Regions from separate parts of the Homo sapiens genome. Here all the other regions are linked to region 2. Evidence: chromatin contacts called from ENCODE Hi-C or POLR2A ChIA-PET data. All regions are on one chromosome and are shown on one strand. The core of a region is the stretch at or near the end of the contact, and the rest is flanking DNA. Distances in the headings are between cores, read along the strand shown. Region 1 holds the start of HLCS-AS1 (HLCS antisense RNA 1). Region 2 holds the start of DSCR9 (Down syndrome critical region 9). Region 3 overlaps DYRK1A (dual specificity tyrosine phosphorylation regulated kinase 1A).

Evidence for each region. Hi-C counts contacts between places; a loop is a spot of excess contacts on that map. ChIA-PET counts read pairs that join two places held with the same protein, here RNA polymerase II (POLR2A). Pooled maps may share reads with other maps.
Region 1: a loop to region 2 is called in a pooled map, with 4 times the contacts of the local background. The contact joins the promoter of HLCS-AS1 here to the promoter of DSCR9 in region 2. A Hi-C loop is called at or near these places in 6 of 37 single-sample maps with no recorded cell type and 6 of 50 pooled maps.
Region 3: a loop to region 2 is called in a pooled map, with 7 times the contacts of the local background. The contact joins the enhancer-like site here to the promoter of DSCR9 in region 2. A Hi-C loop is called at or near these places in 3 of 37 single-sample maps with no recorded cell type and 5 of 50 pooled maps. POLR2A ChIA-PET finds 5 or more read pairs at or near these places in 2 of 52 experiments (MCF 10A and SK-N-SH).

The regions. Positions count from the first base shown.
Region 1 is chr21:36,965,009-36,967,708 of GRCh38, forward strand. It overlaps HLCS-AS1 (HLCS antisense RNA 1), which reads left to right and starts at 1,451. Exons shown (of 4, transcript NR_186434.1): 1 at 1,451-1,603. It overlaps HLCS (holocarboxylase synthetase), which reads right to left and starts at 1,661. Exons shown (of 11, transcript NM_001352514.2): 1 at 1,436-1,661. The coding sequence starts at 1,630. RefSeq lists an enhancer at 1,014-1,063 and silencers at 1,123-1,453, 1,174-1,503, 1,574-2,043.
Region 2 is chr21:37,207,200-37,209,935 of GRCh38, forward strand. It overlaps DSCR9 (Down syndrome critical region 9), which reads left to right and starts at 1,304. Exons shown (of 3, transcript NR_026719.2): 1 at 1,304-1,345; 2 at 1,455-1,557. RefSeq lists enhancers at 1-804, 1,103-1,292.
Region 3 is chr21:37,460,322-37,463,021 of GRCh38, forward strand. All of the region lies in intron 2 of DYRK1A (dual specificity tyrosine phosphorylation regulated kinase 1A), which reads left to right. Among named protein-coding and RNA genes, the nearest start is that of KCNJ6-AS1, 57 kb to the right of the region's middle. Within about 2 kb of position 1,295, at least 6 of the 41 ENCODE cell types and tissues checked have a DNase peak (open chromatin) inside an H3K27ac peak, as active enhancers do.

The sequences.
Region 1 (2,700 bases), core at 201-2,700, 240 kb before region 2:
TCAGTTATGTGGAGGTGGTACTAGTTATTTGCATAACTAGTACCTTGGGGGACCTGAGAAAACAGTCATTCATATTCAGTGTGACATAATACATATATGGTACTAACAAGAAAGAGTATTTTTTATTTGCTAGTGGCACAATTTCAACCCATATCTAAGCACAGCCTCCAGGCAATGTTCAAACCTGAGATAAGATTCAATTCCCCACAGGGGCTTTACGGTGTGACATATGCAGAAAACGTCATTTTAGTGCTAAAAGTGAGGCAATATTCCAGAAAACAGAGGAAAGGGACAAGAAACAGATTAAAAGCAAAACACGTTTAAATATTAATGAGAACAATGCTACCGATGTCCATGAAATTTTGTGCAGTACTGCACTGTGAAGCTAAGCCCATTTCCAAAAACAGCTGAATGGAAAGATCTATTGTTCCCTTTACAGCAAGGCAGCAGACTTTTTACAGAGATTAATTGACTGGCCCAAGTCACAAGGTAGGTGACAGAGTGGGCTGAACACGTAACCACCATCCTAAGCACTGGGTCAAAAAAAACAAAGGCTGACTGTCAACTGAAATTTAAAAGACGCAAAGACCATCAGTCGGGTGCCCAAGTTGGTGAATGATGCAACCAACTGACAGAAGATGGAGAGGGAAAAGGGCAGTTTTTGTAAATTTGGGGACATCTGACAAAAAGCTGATGACACAGGTGGGAGTTTTTTGTTTGGGATTTTTTTTTTTTTTTCTTAAGACAGGGTCTTGCTTTGTCACCCAGACTGGAGTGCAATGGCTCAATCATAGCTCACTGTAGCTTCAAACTCCGGGGCTCAAGTGAACCTCCCGGGATCAAGTGACCCTCCCGCCTCACCCTCCAGAGTAGCTGGGACTACAGGCGCGTGCCACCACGCCGACCTAAGTGTTTTTTTTGTTTTGTTTTTTGTAGAGAGGGGTCTAGCTATGTTGCCCAGGCTGGTCTCCATCTCCTGGGCTCAAAGCTGTCCTTCCTCCTAGGCCTCCCAGAGTGCAGGGATTACAGGCATAAGCCACCGCTCCCGGCCCGCCACAGCTGTCTCTCCTGGTTCACGGTCACCCAAACGCCGGCTCGAAGTGTGGGAGAGGAGGTTGGGGGCGACCCCAGGTGGGCACTGCTGGCGTCCGGCTGTCAATCCACAGCTCACGTCCTCACAGGTGCGCGCCTAGAGTCACGCGTCCAGCACCGCCCGGCTGGCCGGGAAGAGGCGACCGGGTCCGTGGTCCGAGTCCCGCACCTCCGGCCTCTCTCTGGGCCCCGGGGCAACAGCCCCTCCCGGGCCGCACAGGCCGCACTGAGGGCGCCACTCCGGGGCTCCCGAACTCCCGGGCTCCCGGCGGGGACGAGGCGCAGGGACGGGGGCACTTCCGGCTCGCGGGGCCCGGGTCGCCCGCCCGCCCGACCCGCCCACCTGGCTGTCGCTGACGCAGAAGACGCGGCCGCCACGGCTCAGGCACACGCGGGCGCCCGGGGGCTGCGCGGCCGCGCCGCAGAAGGTGAAGGAACAGCGCGAGGCACGCAGCCGCCGCACCGTGGCGCGCACGAGCTCAGCCGGCCGGCGACCCCAGCGCGCCCACAGGTACAGGTAGCACAGCGTGATGAGCATGGCCGCGCCGCCGGCAGGGCGAGCCCGCCTTGCCCGCCCGCCCCAGCGCCCCAGGCCCGGCCCCGCCCCGGCCGGAAGGGCCGCGCCGCCCCCCCGGGCCAGGCGGCGCGGGGGTGGGGACGGCGGGGGAGGCGGGGACCCGGAAGGTGACGCGGGCAACTGGAGGCTGCGGCGGGAGGGGCGGGGGGGGGTGAGGCCGCGCCCGGCTGTGTGATGGGGAGCTCCGGAGGCCGCGCCCAGGGCTGGTGGCGGCGGCGAGGGGCAGCGCTGGGGCGGGGGGTGTGCACCGGGGTCAGGGGACGCCGGGGCTGCACCCGGAGAGGGGGCTCGAGGGAGTGGAGGCCGGGGTGCGGGGCCGCGCCAGGGCTGAGGAGTGGGATGGGTATGTTGTGGATGCGGGGGAGGGGAGGCTCCAGTGGCTGCCCGACCTGTTTAAGCCAAGTCCGGCCTCCCTTCCTTGGAGGGGTGGGAGGCGGATTGAGGAGGGGGCTCTGCCTATGTTCATAGCTGCCAAGGCCAACCTTTACTAACCAGCAGCACACCGGGAGTCCCAGAGCGCTCCACAGCCGCTACCCAGTCGACTTGGGAAAATAAGATAAGGCCGTTTTTATTAAATTATACTAAGCCTTCATGCAAAAGATTTTAAGGTCAATCACATACATTCACGGGATGCAATAATGTTTTTTTAAATAAGGACAGGAAACAGAAATTGAAGACAGATAAGCACCAAGAAGGCTGCCTCTAAAAAGGCTGTGCCAGGAAGGCTCCCTATGGTGTTCTTGCTACATGTGGGTCAACAGTTTGACTGTAAGCATCCTAACACCAGTGGGAAAAGGAAAACATCACCATGATTTGGTGTTCTTGTCTCCAAGGGAAGCATAATTAGTCCTGACACAGAGGCTTCTCCCATAGAACCTCATTTCTTTAAAAGGCATTATGTAAAGAACGTGTTCTGAACAGCTGCGAAGCACAGCAAAGAATTCCATCCAGTGGCTTCCTATTCTGGCCCTCGCTGAAAATAGGTGGCAAGATGCAGCAAAAGCAATCATGTACACCACGTCCATGTCTTA
Region 2 (2,736 bases), core at 54-2,553:
AATGCAACTCTTCCCAACTCTGTGTTTAGTGGGGTGACACTGGTAGCTTGAAATCAACCATCGTTGGAGTACTAACACCACAGTCATTGGCAAATGCTGTTTTGCTTCCCTGGAAAAGCTGGTAAAGCCTGGAGTTCTGCTGGTCTGGTGGTGCTGGTCTGGTGGTGCTTGATACCTTTCTCATTTCACATTTGAAATGGTGATTCAGGCACTCAGCAAACCCTGCTGGGATGATTTCTGCTGAGAGAGCTCCTTCCCATTGCTCTTTGGCTAGGGTCCTCACTTCCCTTGCCACCGCCTGGCCTTGCCTGGTTCTCTGCCATCCTGGAAAGGAGACACTGCTCTCTGCAGCGTCTCTGGCCCAGAGACAGGCCGAGTCTGTCATTGCATTAGCCTCTTAGTGGTTCCTTGGGGGCCACTCCCAGCAGAACCTCTGTCCCTGCCACAACAGGTCCTGTGCTACGAAACACCAAGGAAGTCCCCTTCCTGCCTCTGGCCAGGCCCTGCCTGAGAGGGTGCATGTGAATGCAAAGCAGGTCTGTTTCAGGAGTGCCCAAAAAGAAGCCACCAGGAGGACACCTCCATGCCAGAGGTGACTCATCTTACCTCCCAGAGGAAGGACTGGGGCCGGTCCCTTGGCCTTGCCAGGACAGCCTCCACAACGAGCAGCTGGTATGGTTACAGGGCTCCTGTGGCAGGCACTTTCAAAGAGACAAGCTTGCTCTCTGTAACATGTGCCTTTGTGTCAAACAGACCTGTCATTGTTTTCAGCAAATACCTTGGGACTTCAGTGCATAAATACCATTCTAGGTATTTTTCAGAAGTTGTGTATAAAGGCATTCTGCCTAATTCCTTCAGTCCTCTATTTCAGTTTCTATTTATTTGGTGTGATAGAAAGCTCTTAATTTAGATCTCCCCACCGCCAGTTCCAAGAAATCTGCCACCAGCTCCAAGCCTCATGTCCTGAAGTGCCACCTCATTCCCGCGGGGTGAGCCAGCAGCCTCTGAAAAGAGGAAGCCATTGAACAGATCACACTGTGCCTCCCGCCGCTGGCTGCCGCCCCAGCGCCAGCAGGACTCCGGCTTTGACTGGGGACTCACTGGAGGCCACATCGCTTTTGCTTCCAGTTTCCAAACTGCCACCACCTCGAAACTGCCAGACCTTTGAAAGCTGAGGCACAGTGCCTCACCCCTTCCTTCAGAAGACTGTCCAGCTCCCCCTCCTTCCCCTCCTCCCTCCCCCACTGGGGACCTCTCCTAGGGGAGGGGTCTGGTGTCCTCAGCTGGCTCCTCTCCACCTTCGCTTCTACCCGGGGGCTCCAGTGCATCTGGCTTTATCTCTGGGGTGAGCCATGCGGCCCTGGTCATCTGGACGGGCCACTGAACTCCACACATTCACCTGTTCACTGGCTCATCCATTCATTCATCTGGTCTCATGTGCTGCCCTGTTCTAGGTGCTTCCATACAAAGGGGACAGAAGAGATGATGGAAGGCCTCAGTACTGCAGGAGGGGAGACGGATGTCATCTACAATCACACAATACATGGGAGGTCACAGGTGATCCCGAGGAAAACGAAGCTGGGAAGGGGATGAGGGAGTCTCTTTGTCTAAACTTGACCCAGGTTTAGACAGAAGCCAGGAACGGCGTCATCTGAGTGCAGCCTGAGGGACGGGGGAGGAGGTAGGGGCAGGGGCGGGCAGTCAGGCAGAGAAGCCAGTGGAGCGATGCCCGCTAGGGTGTTTCCAGAGCCCGAGGAGGCCAGAGCCGCTCTTTGCCTGGAGGATTGTACAGAAGTGGGGATTCCCAGGGGGTGGATGGGGGTGGGGGCTGGGGGGCAGTGGCCTGAGCCTGGCAGCTCAGGGATTCATGCGGCAGGCGGTGCAGCTTGTTGGTCAACCTCATGAAATACTAGTTTTGCACGTGGCCTTAGACTCTGGGGACTTGGTCTGGGGCCAGGTAGGGGGCATTTCTGATGTGATGTCACCTGTGTTACTCTATCCGTCAGGGCCTTACGGAGCCCTTGCTTCCTCCAACACCCCCACCGGCTTTCTCCTGTGGCTTAAAATTGACCTAGTCAGTCCTGCCAGTGGGTCTACCCTGCAGGCCCATGGGAGCACCCATGGATCCCAGTCCTGGCCCAAGCACCTGCCCTCACTGCTACCCACCCCAAGCCATCAGCCTCATTCTCACTTTACCTCCTCACACCTGGTTTCACTGAAGCCTGGGCCAGCCCCCTCAACCCCTTCCCAAGCTCCCATCTACCCCTGCCACAGCCCTGCTCCCTGCAGCAGGGGCCTCAGAAGTTAGTCTCTTGGAGCGCTGGGGTTAAATGAATGTGCCTTGCACATACTAGCTGCTCAGTAAACACAAAAAAACTCAACCCAGGCTCCAGAACAAGAGCCACACCCCACAAGCTGGCTGTGGTGGCCTCTGAATCTGAATTCCCACCTCCATGTGACCTTCCTTAAGCCCCTCACTCCAGCCCTGCTCTTCACCATCTCCCAACATGATATTTACTAATGGTCATTTCAGGTACTGTGTTACCTGTCCACAAACATTGCAGCATTTAATTTCCCCAAGTACCCTATGAAGAAGAGATTACTCTTGCCTGCATTTTACAGACAAGGAAATAAACCTAAAAGGTTAAGTGATTTCCCCAAGGTCATGTAACTGGAAAATGTCAGGATTTGCACTTGCTAAGCCAACTCTCTCCTCTAGCCATTCTGCTTCTTCCT
Region 3 (2,700 bases), core at 45-2,544, 250 kb after region 2:
GCAGCAGATACTTAGAGAGCTTCTGCTGTTTTAAGCCATGGGGAGGCAGTAGCGAACAAAAGGGGTGGGGGAGTCTTGCGGCGTTCACATCTCAGAAATGTTACTGCGCTATGAGGGAGACTTTGGCCTCTAATCCACTGTTAGCCACTAGCCTCCAGTCAAAGTTAGAGAACCACCGGTCTTCATTCTTTTCATTAAGTGGTTGGACTTGTCTAAAAAGGTTTAATTTCACCTCCAGACTTTGTCTTGAGACATTGCGTGTCTTTGTTTACCTGTCTTTTGTTTCCAAACGTCCCTACGCTCATTCCTAGATTTAATTAAGGGCTCAAAGACTGCTCAATACCTTGTTTTGTACTAAGTAGGGAAGAATTTTAATTTAAATAGGTTTCATTACTGATTATTAATTTAAAATTTATGGGCACTACAAGAAAAACTATTTCTCTACCTGGAATTTTCATGACTGCCAATAACTTAGTACTAGGTGGTATTATCTGCTTTATTCATTCTTATTATTTAAAATATTTTATAACTTTAGGATATTAAAGAAAATATAAATTTACCCATATTATATGTTATCCTCTGTACAATATGATAATTTATGGAATCCAGCAGCTATATGTTGGATTACTATTTTAATCTTTTCTGTCTTCCAGATGGTATTACCAAAAATAAATCCTTGGCCTCCTATTTCAGCTGTAAGAATTTGGCTTACCTTTTGTAATCAAGAGTGGTAAGGGCCCTTTTACTGTAGGGTTAAGTAAGATTTTCTGTTATTTAGTTGTTGAGGATAGTACAGTTCCTAAAAAATGATACGTGCTTGTTAAATACAGAATGAATGAAAAGCACACATCTGCATATTAGTCTTAAAGTTTTAAGATGATTATTTTTGATTTTCAAATATAGGTAGTATTTCATTTTATTTAAGTTATACATTTATTTAAATTATCTAAGTTATAATAAAATGGCAAAACCACAACTACTTTTACACCAACCGAATACTTACATTTATTTCTCCTGTCCTTTGTGCTGTGATTGTTTTATTTATATGTAATAAACTCCACAATGTTATTTTTGCTTTGAACAGTCAGTTGGCTTTCAAAAATATTAAGAAAAAATGTCTTTTATATTTATCTACATACATATTTACATTTCTGGTGCTCTTTATTCCTTTGTGTGAATCTCAGTTTCTGTCTGGAATCATTTTCCTTCTGTGAACTTGTGTGAACATTTTTTGAGGGCGGATCTACTGTTGACAAATTCTTTCACTTTCATGGGTCTGAAAAAGTATTTTGCCTTCGTTTTTGAAGGGTGTTCTCACCGGATATAGATTTGTAGGTTAAAGGTCTTTTTTATTTTCATCATTTAAAGATGTTTTATTTTCTTCTGGCGGTGCACATGGTTTCTGGTGAGAAAGTGGTGACTCCCCTATATGGAAACAGGTGTTTTTGTCTCTGGCTGCTTTTACAATTTTTTTCTTCATCATTGGTTTTCAGCAGTTTGGTTGAGTTGCCTCAGTGTGATTTTTGTGTGACTTTTTCCTTTTTTTTTTTTTTTTAAACTTGTTTTCAGTTTGGTTAATTTATATTGCTTTGTTTTTCCATTCACTTATCTTTTCTTCTGCGGTGTCTGAACTGCTATTAGGTCCGTTCAGTGAATTTTTCATTTGAGTTATTTTGTTTCTCATTTTTAGAATTTCCATTTAGTTCCTTTTCGTAGATTCTATTTCTCTATTAAGATTCACTATTCCCTTATTTTGTCCATGTTTTCCTTTATATTTTAAAACATTCATAATAGTGGTTTTGGTCTGCTAACTTCACTCTTTCTGTCATTTCTGAGTCTTAAATGGATTTTTTCCTCCCGAATACAGACCACATTTTCTTGCTTCTTGCTGTGCCTAGTGAATTGGGCTGGCTATGGGGATGAGGAATGCTGGCCCGTGAGTGTTTGGATTTTGTTGTTCTCTTTAAAGAGTGTTGAATGTCGTCCTGGCAGGCTGTTAATTCACTTGCAGACCATCTTGATCCTTTGAGGTTTGTTTCAGTCTCTGTTAGAACAGGGGCCAGCCTTTACTGTAGGGCTGGATTAGCCCTAGCCCTAAATGTGGATTTTCTGGGGTCTCTGTTGAATGTCTGTGGGTTTCTCCACTGTAGCCTGTTTGAACACTCAATGTCTTACAGTCTTGTGTGAATTTTAGTAGTTATTCAGTTCACAGTTCCCTGGTAGTTGTTCTGTGCCTGGCTTCATGGTCCTTCTCCCAGTGCTTGTGCAGCTTAGCATTTGGCCAAAGAGTCAAGGAGAACCCTATGTACGGATTGATGGAGCTCCTTCTCTTTTTGTTACCTGCTGCACAAATTCCAGCCAATTCAGTGGCCTTGAACTCTTCCTTCTGTCTCTGCAGCACAGTGAGATTGCTGTGTTCTGTTTGGGCTCCCCCTTCCTATATTGTACCCTGGAAAGTGCCTCTAGATAGGAAACCAGGGGGATTGTAGGGCTCACCAAGAGTGATTTCTTTTTTCAGTCATCACGATTCTGCACTGCCTGTTGTCCAGTGTTTGAAAACGGTTATTTCGTATGTTTTGACTAGTTCTTTAGTTGTTTATGATGAATGAGGGAGTCTGGTACCAGGTACTCTACAAAGGTCATAAGTGGAAATCTGATAATACAAATTCCTAAGGGTAACATGTTTTTATCCATAACCCA